Regions from separate parts of the Homo sapiens genome. Here region 1 is linked to region 2. A link is an interaction called in ENCODE POLR2A ChIA-PET data of the cell type or tissue named here. Cell type or tissue: B cell. All regions are shown on one strand. Each heading gives the region's core, and the rest is flanking DNA. Links, peaks and the distances in the headings are about the cores only. Region 1 overlaps SEPTIN9 (septin 9). Region 2 overlaps GRB2 (growth factor receptor bound protein 2).

Region 1 (4,382 bases), core at 121-4,120, 2.0 Mb after region 2:
GAGTCATGGAGTGGTGACTGGCCGCTGAGGCATGGAAGGCCACTCCTTCCAGCCAAGGGTCGGAGCTTTTTTTTTGTTCTGGAACGGCTTTGTGGCTTTTACAAATTAAGCAGTTTTATCTTGTTCCAAGAGCTTGTATTTCAGCAGGGAGAGAGTCTCCAAGAAGGGAACTTTCCACTGGGGAGCTCTGTTGGGCTGGGAGGCTAGGAACAGGCCACGAGGGAGGGCTGCAGGCAGGGGAAGTGGCCGTCTGTGCATGGTCATGAATGCAGGCCCGGGGTCCTGGAGGGGGCTTGGCCACGCTGTCGCTGGACGTCTGTCCCCACCAGGGTCCATCTGATGCAGTACGGCACAGGGTAAAGCCCAGCTCCTCTTACGGGGTTCCTGGGTCATCAGTGGGCGGGGAACCGAGGCCTCCTGGAGGGCGGTGCCTCAGCCCTCACCCCTCCCTCCTGTCCCTCGCTGTGCTGTCCCCGATGGCCTCTGCCATCCCCTGGGAGTTCTTACCCCTGGACGCTCGGTGCCTGTCCGGTCTCAACCTCTCCAGCTCTGCTTTTCCATCTCCGAGGTGAGAGGCCTGGCCTGACGCGCTCTGCACCCGCTTCCTGCCCAGCCCCGTGGGAACTCTGGTCCCTGTAGTGGTTTCCTGGGGCTGCCATCACCAAGTGCCACAAACTGGGTGGCTCAAAACACCAGACATTTCTTCTCTCGCCGTTCTGGAGGCCAGAAGTCCGAAATCACGGCATCAGCAGGCCTGGTTCTTTCCGGAGGCTCCGAGGGGGAGCCTGCTTCTCGCCTCTGGCAGCTTCTGGCGGCTCCCGAAACCCTTGGCGTTCCTTGGCTCGTGGCCACACCACTCGACCTCTGCCTCCGTTGTCACGGGGCCTCCTTCTGTGCCCTAAATCTCCCCCTGTCTGTCTCTCATACGGACAGTCTTTCTCGGATTTAGGGCCCACTGGGTAACCCAAAATGGTCCCATCTCAAGATCCTTAACTTCATAACGTCTGCAAAGACCCTTTTTCCAAATAGGCCATGTTCATAGGCTCTGGGGTGGATGTAAATTTTAGGGGCCACCTTTCATCCCCCTGTTGTCCCCGTGTGTCTGGATGCACAGCATGGTTCCATGTCCCAGACTCCTTGCTGGACCCCTCTGGCCCTTTGGGGTGGCCTTTGGCCTTTTCCACTCGTTTCTGTGCTCCTGGTGAGGTGTCGGGGTCGGGCTTAGCCCCTGCAGGAATTCTGGGGACAGCATGGAGCCGGCAACTCCCCACCAGGCGTCTTCCTACCTGCCCAGAGCTCATGGTTGTGAGGGGTCTCTCCTTGTGGTTTTGATTTGCAATTCCCCAGTGGTTAGTGATGTTGAGCATCTTTTCGTGTTTATTGCTCATTTGCACATATTCTTGCAGAAATGTCTGTCCAAGTCCTTTACCTGTGTTTGATTTGGATGATTGTTGTTGCTGAGTGTTAGGAGATCTGTAGATTAATATCCAGATACTAATCCCATATCTGACCTATGATTTGCTGCCATTCCATGGATTGCCTTCTCCCCACGTTGTTAGTGCCCTTTGATATGCAATTTTTTTTTTTTTTTTTGAGATGGAGTCTGACTCTGTTGCCCAGGCTGGAGTGCAGTGGCATGATCTTGGCTCACTGCAACCTCCGCCTCCCTGGTTCCAGCGATTTTCCTGCCTCAGCCTCCTGAGTAGTTGGGATTACAGGCACCCGCCACCACACCCAGCTAATTTTTGTATTTTTAGTAGAGACGGGGTTTCACTGTGTTGACTAAGTTGGTCTCGAACTCCTGACCTCAAGTAATCCACCCGTCTCGGCCTCCCAAAGTGCCGGAGTTACAGGCGTGAGTCACCGCACCCAGGCTGATATGCAAATATTTTAAACTTCTATGACGTTCCACTTTATCTATTTGTTCTTCTGTTGCCTGTGCTTTTGGCGCCATATCCAAGAAATCATTGCCAAATGCAACGTCAGGAAGCTTTTCCCCTGTGTTTTCTTCTAAGAGTTTTGTGGTTTTAGCTCTTGAGTTTAGGTCTTTGATGCAAGTTGAGTTGATTTTTGCATGTGGTGTAAGGGCTGGTCCAGCCTCATGCTCTGGGCTCTTGATTCACTTCTCTTCTTTTCTCACGCCCAGCTGGTTCCGCTGGGTGGCGGGGAGGAGTGGGGAAGTCCCGGGCTGGGCCTGCACTCGATCATCCCCTCTCAGGCCAGCCAGGGAGTCTCAGCTCCTGCCCAGGACCTGGCTGGACGTGCTCCCTACCGGGAAAGCCTGGGCCGTCTTTCTAGGCTGATGGCAGGGCCAGCCCGGGGCGTCCTGAGGCCTGCCCTGCGGACATGCCCCTTGTTCTAGGTGGTGTGGCTGCCCGGCCTGCGTGTGAGACCAGCTGTCTGTGCTTCAGGCCATGGAGGCTGAGTGTTTCCAGCCTGTCCCCTTGCTCGGCTCTCCCTCTGGGGAAGCCCCTGCAGCCCATTCTCTGCCTCCGCTTCTGCCATCTGTGCCTTTGTCTGCTTCCTGTTTGGAGGTGGTCATCCCTGGGGCCACCCCTCATGATCTGGACACAAGTCTCCATCCTGAAGCCACCACCCAAACCCCTGTGCCTCAAACCCCTCCCACCCACCACATGGGTTTCCACTGTGACCAACTCAGCAGCTGATGAAGCTTCCCTTGGGGCTCTCCTAGCAACGGGGAGCTGGCTTTCCCGGAGGCCTGGCCTCTCCCTAAGTGGAAGTGGGGCGTGAGGGTGTCAGCCTTTTTCTGCTGCCTGGTGCTCTAGGTTGGCTTGTCACCCCTGGAAGCACTTGCCATCCTTATACAGCACCCCACACCCACCTCCCCGCCTCCTACCCCTTCTTCCAAGGGGTCATCTCTGCTTCCCTCCCCACCCAACCTCACCCATGTGGTCCGCCCAGCAACCTTTGACCCCCAACATGACAAAATAAACCTCCCTTGCCGGTCACTCATTCATTCATTCAGCATTGGGTGCTCCCTGTGGACTTGGCGCTGGGGTCCCGTGGAGGACAAAGCCAGACACAGTCCTTGCCCTCATGGGACTGCACAAGTGCAAGACCACATCAGTAAACGTGAAACACAGGAAGTGACAGGTGTGACAAAGGGGACCAGTGGCAGGACAGAACCTGCGGTTCGTAGGACCAGGTCAGGAGGGCTGCCTCGGGGGGACACCTTCGGGCTGAGCGCAGAAGGATGAGGGGAGTAAACCAGGCTCAAACCCAGCAGGCAGAGGCGATCGCTGCAGGCAACCGGCAATGTGTTCAAAGGCCCTGGGGCGCGGGGGGCTGAGGCCGGCAGCACGGCAGGAAGTAAGACTGGGGTTGAAAGAGACTGACTGTCATGTTGTGAAATATACACTTGGTTTTCATCTCCATTTCCTGGCACACAACTCCTAAAATCCTTGGAATCTCCAAAGTGATGTCTTTTTGGATGCTCATGATTGACAGACCAGCTGGCAGCTTCAGGATGGTTCCCAGGGAAGACCAGGTAGAATCACAAGGTTCAGCACCACCCCGCAACCTCCAGGTAGGGGAGAGGGGCTGAAGGTTAAGCAGATCATCAGCGGCCAATGATTGAATCAATCATGCCTTCGTAATGAGGCCTCCGTGAACACTCAGAAGGATGGGGTTCCGGGAGCTTCTGGATGGATGAGCATGTGGAGGCTCCTGGAGGGTGGAGCGCCTGGGGAGCACATGGAAGCTCTGCGTCCCTCCCCCATACCTTGCCCTACACATCTCTTCCCCTGTATCCTTTGTAATATCCTTTATAATAAACTAGTAAATTCCATGAGCCCCAGGAACATGTGTAAAAGAAAAAAAAAAGAATAAACCATAGCTGCTGTAGCAAGTTAATCCTACCAGCACTGGCTCTCATCTGCCGACCTTACCTCTGGCAATGCCTCCCTCTCCTGGGCTCCTGGGACCCCTCCGGCCCCACCACCCCTCCTGTAGTGGTCTCGCTGGCTGCTGCCCTCAGGTTAGTTTATTTTTACCCGGCCTGCTCCCACCAGGGGCTGAGGCCTCCTTGCTCACTCCAGCTTCCTGGCCCGTCTCTTGCTCTGGGCACCCCCCCACTCCGAACGGCCAGAGCTTCTGAAGCCGCTCGCTGTGTGCCCCCGCCTGGCCCCATGCATCCCGCACGGTGCTCCCCAGGGTCTCCCACTGGCAAGGGCATTGGCATAGATTCTGGGGCTGCCTTGGTTCAAGCCCACCCTGACTTGGAGCCTGAGGGTCCCTGAGGGGGTCCTGAAGGCCAGGGCAGGCAAGGCTGGCATGCTCTGGGCAGTGGGGGCTGGGTATGGGAGGGGATCGTGGGTGGGGAGATTCCTCTTAACCAGCGGCCCACGTTTGGAGACTGATTT
Region 2 (4,382 bases), core at 66-4,065:
GAAATTGCTCTTGATATTTTTAACAAAACAGGAAGGTAGTTCACACTTATGTGATATTACTCCACCCAGATAAATCTGGAGGCAGTGAAACCTAAATGCATAGACAAACCCCAAAATAAACTTCTACCAAAGGGGTACAAAAAGTTTCCATTCAAAATAACTGTCTTGCGTTTTGTGACATGTGGAAGTCCTATTTGGTGGAGCTGAAATGCTCTTGGAATGTCAGAATTTCAACTGCACGAGCAGGGAGAAGAAAGGAGAGGAAGGGAGGGGGCAGGAAGAGACCAACACAGAGATCAAGAGGTTTCAAGAAAAATCTGTGTATTTGAAAAATTCAACAATCATATGATGACCTGTACTAGACAAACACCAAGCCCTGGGCTAGGTGAACTGAGGATAAAATGGATACCCTTCCCAAGGAGCTTAGGGGACTAGAAAGCTGCCAGGTGCATCACAGTGTGACGAATGTCAGGAGTGGGGAGTTATGGGTACTATGTAGGCATCAATTCAATAGAAAACATCTGACTTCCAAACACCAAAGACGATGACTTAACTCCAGGTTAGGGGGTATCAGGAAAACATCCTAGATGAAGTGTGAACTTGGTTATTCCCTGTCTGCATCTTTAGCTCTGCTTAGTCTGTGTGGACTGTGAGTAGAAGGAACATGGCAGACTCTGCAAGTAGACAGATTGTTGTTTGGCTGCTATTAACTAAAACACTGGTTAAGCTTCTTTTAGCTTAAAGGTAAAATATTTATTAATGGTATCAGAACTTCTAACTGGAAATAACCTAAATAACCTCAACTGTAGCTAATTTTTTTTTTTTTTTTTCAGACAGAGTCTTGCTTTTGTTGCCCAGGCTGGAGTGCAATGGCGTGATCTCAGCTCACTGCAACCTCCACCTCCCGGGTTCAAGCGATTCTCCTGCCTCAACCTCCTGAGTAGCTGGGATTACAGGTGCCTGCCACCAAGCTGGCTAATTTCTATATTTTCAGTACAGACAGGGTTTCATCAAGTTGGCCAGGCTGGTGTTGAACTCCTGAGTTCAAGTGATCTGCCCGCCTCGGCCTCCCAAAGTGCCAGGATTTACAGGTGTTGAGCCACCGCGCTCGGCCTCAACTGTAGCTAATTCTTTACTTTAATGACACATATTTAGCAACTGTCCTTTTCATCCTTTCACTAACAGAAGGAGGCTTTTAATCTTACATGAAATCCTACACTCCTCTCTTCAAAAAATAAAACACAAAGCCTCCCCAACCCCCCACACCCCCTCCCAACCCCCCCGCCTGGGGGAGCAGCTGTTACTCATGTTTTGTGATGCTAACAGGCAAACCCGCTCCTGTGTGTCAGTTCCACCCTCTAAGGTCTCCACTCACTTCCCACTGCCTCAGCATAAAGCAGAAAACAGGAGCTCAAACCTCTACCCTGAAAATTAATGACAACAGAGGTTTTTTTTTAAATTTTATTTATTATTATTATTTTTGAGATGGAGTCTTGCTCTGTCCCCCAGGCTGGAGTGCAGTGGCGCAATCTCGGCTCACTGCAACCTCCGCTCCTGGGTTCATCCCATTCTCCTGCCTCAGCCTCCTGAGTAGCTGGGACTACAGGCGCCCGCCACCACGCCTGGCTAATTTTTTTTGTATTTTTAGTAGAGACGGGGTTTCACCGTGTTAGCCAGGATGGTCTCGATCTCCTGACCTCGTGATCCGCCAACCTCAGCCTCCCAAAGTTGTGGGATTACAGGCGTGAACCACCGCACCCCGCCCGACAACAGAGTTTATTTAATTCCACGTAAGACTATGATTCAAGGGGTCAATGAAAGGACTGATCGATTTTCAGTCGTTCTGTGACCCAAGAGCCACCTCAGAGGATGTTATTGAAAGAAGAAAAAGCAATGTTGGTCACAGAACTATTCACCAACGTGTGCATAAGGATACAGGACTGAAAAACTCAAGGCTGGGGTCCTCCCACCAGGACACCGTTAATTTCCAACTCAAAAAGCTAGTTCCAAATGCATTTTCTACTTCTGAAGCAGTTAATCTAGTTCCAAATCGGGAAAGGCTTGTTATAATCACATGACAGAGGAAGAGGAACTGGGGTAGAGTGGCAAGTCCCTACCCCCACCCCCACCCCCACCCCCAGGGTGGAGGCGAATGCAGAGAGTTCAACAGGTAATGACAATACAAACTGCAAATGTGGATTCAAGCTAGTGGACAGGGTCAGGGAGCAGAAAACACAGGGACCTAAACTAGTCTCGGGGTGGGGGCTGCCTGAGAAAGCCTCCCCAAGCCAGTGACATTTGAAGGGAGATCAAAGGCTCTCCTGTGGGTGGTCTGGCAGAAGACCACAGTATGCAAATTAAGAAGCTCAAGCTTATATGTTACAATCATCAGAAGTCGCTGAGAGTGACATTCAGGTTTGCATTTTTCAAAAGCTCCTCTGGCTGACTGTGAGATGAACTGCAAGGAGGTGCAGGTGGGTGGGGCAGTGCGGTAGAGAGGAGAGAGTCGAGGTATTTCTGGAGGTAGAATCAAAAGGACTTGGTGATGAGATGCTGCTCAGTGGTCTTCCTCTCGGCCACTGATTTTTTTTTTTTTTTTTTCTGAAAACTGCTTTAGAAAAACTGCTATATTGGCTGGGCACAGTGGCTGATGCCTGTAATCCCAGCACTTTGGGATGCCAAGGCAGGCGGATCACTTGAGGTCAGGAGTTCAAGACCCGCCTGGCCAACATGGTAAAACCCTGTCTCTACTACAAAATACAAAAAATTATCTGGGCACGGTGGCGGGCGCCTGTAGTCCCAGCTACTCGGGGGGCTGAGGCAGGAGAATCGCTTGAACCTGGGAGGCAGAAGTTGCAGGGAGCCGAGACTGCGCCACTGCATTCCAGCCTGGGCAATAGAGTGAGACTCCGTCTCCAAAAAACAAAGACAGGTATCAATCTTATGCTGGTATCCTCCATCTGTCTCTCCAGATCCAGTTACACCTTGCTTTTCTTGCCTTTTTTTTTTTTTTTTTTTTTTTGAGACAGAGTCACACTCTTTGCACAGGCAGGAGTGCAGTGGTGCAATCCTGGCTCACTGCAACCTCCACCGCCCGGGTTCAAATGATTCCCCTGCCTCAGCCTCCCAAGCAGCTGGGATTACCACACCTGGCTAATTTTTGTATTTTTTAGTAGAGACGGGGTTTCATCATGTTGGCCAGGCTAGTCTCAAACTCCTAACCTCAAGTCACCTTGGCCTCTCAAAGTGCTGGGATTACAGGCATGAGCCACTGTGCCCAGCCTGCTCTGACTTTTTGGCTCTGTAAGAACCACATCAACAGGCTCCCTCACTCTCTGGCTCCCAGTGCTATTAATCAATGGGGAGGCCTGCAGAAGGTCAGACGAAGGGAGGGTCAGGTCAGGGCATTCATTCTCCCAGCTCCCACCCTGAGAGTGTCTGTGGACAGTCTTGGACTCTCAATTGAAAGTAAGTCCTTTCCTTCTCCAGGTTTGGGCAACTCCTCCCCCTTCCTTCTCCCTGTCGTAGGCCTCATGGTGGTAACCTGATTACCAGCTGTGGACACTGCATTATCCCTGTGGTTTCTAGAGAAACTTCGCCCACACTGATAGCGGCAGGAGGCAGACAAATGCCTCACAGGGGCGGGTCTCCAGTGAAACCCCACCTCTAAGCCAAAGACAACTGAAAGCCTGAAAGCCACACTACAGGTCAAATCCATGGACCGGACTGAGAACCCATCTTCCCATTTGGTAGGCTTTCCTCTGATTGATCCCCACTCTTCACCTATTTTACATCTACCTACCCTTTCCGAATTGATTTTCTACACTGCCATGCCCATCTTTGAGTGGTGCCTTTGCTTTAGCCTTTCTTTGCATGCCCACAAACCATTCAGCATGCATGCCCCTGTTCTGAGCCCATAAAAGCCCCCACCCAGCCACACTGGGAGAGAAACCACCAGACTTCAGGGGTGGGGAACCACTACCTCCTCCGCTCCTGAAAGCTGTTCACCGCTCAATAAAATTCTTCTCCACCCTCCTCACCCTTAAATTGCCAGTGTAACCTCATTCTTCTCAGACACAGGACAAGACCTTGGGAACTGCTGAACCTGGGAACAAGCCATAACACAGGTGAGCTGGGGCATACCCAGCCCAGCCATGAGCTGAGCTGGTGCGCAACCAAGACTTAGCCTGAGTGGGCTGAGTGTGGAGGTCCCCAGCTGGAGTCAACACCTTGCAAATAGTCTCATTATTAAAATCCTCTCAATTTAAGTGTGTCAGGTGTTCTCTACCAGGACTCAGACTGAAATTAGCCTAAAATCAGTTGTATATGTCTTTTGGAATGCATTAAGGACATGCTCCTTTATATAAAGTGACATTTGTTAT

Evidence for each region. ChIA-PET counts read pairs that join two places held together with the same protein. Peaks named below come from ENCODE experiments on the same cell type or tissue, not always from the same donor. Only the 100,000 strongest peaks of a DNase experiment are listed, where the experiment ranks them.
Region 1: POLR2A ChIA-PET joins it to region 2 with 5 read pairs; 1 of 35 experiments calls an interaction of 5 or more read pairs at or near these places.

Annotation. Positions count from the first base shown.
Region 1 is chr17:77,323,244-77,327,625 of GRCh38, forward strand. All of the region lies in intron 2 of SEPTIN9 (septin 9), which reads left to right. Among named protein-coding and RNA genes, the nearest start is that of SEPTIN9-DT, 44 kb to the left of the region's middle. RefSeq lists a silencer at 341-514 and enhancers at 1,801-2,070, 2,181-2,490, 2,682-3,600. In B cell, for the core only: no CTCF peak of the experiment used is centred there; DNase peaks (open chromatin) are centred at 638, 1,318, 2,068, 3,108 and 1 weaker place; H3K4me3 peaks cover 1,892 bases; H3K27ac peaks cover 3,107 bases.
Region 2 is chr17:75,343,580-75,347,961 of GRCh38, forward strand. All of the region lies in intron 2 of GRB2 (growth factor receptor bound protein 2), which reads right to left. Among named protein-coding and RNA genes, the nearest start is that of SLC25A19, 56 kb to the left of the region's middle. RefSeq lists enhancers at 1,467-2,458, 1,833-2,112, 3,723-3,782, 3,793-3,872 and silencers at 3,443-3,611, 3,523-3,582. In B cell, for the core only: no CTCF peak of the experiment used is centred there; DNase peaks (open chromatin) are centred at 84, 524, 1,312 and 2,292; H3K4me3 peaks cover 3,384 bases; H3K27ac peaks cover 4,000 bases.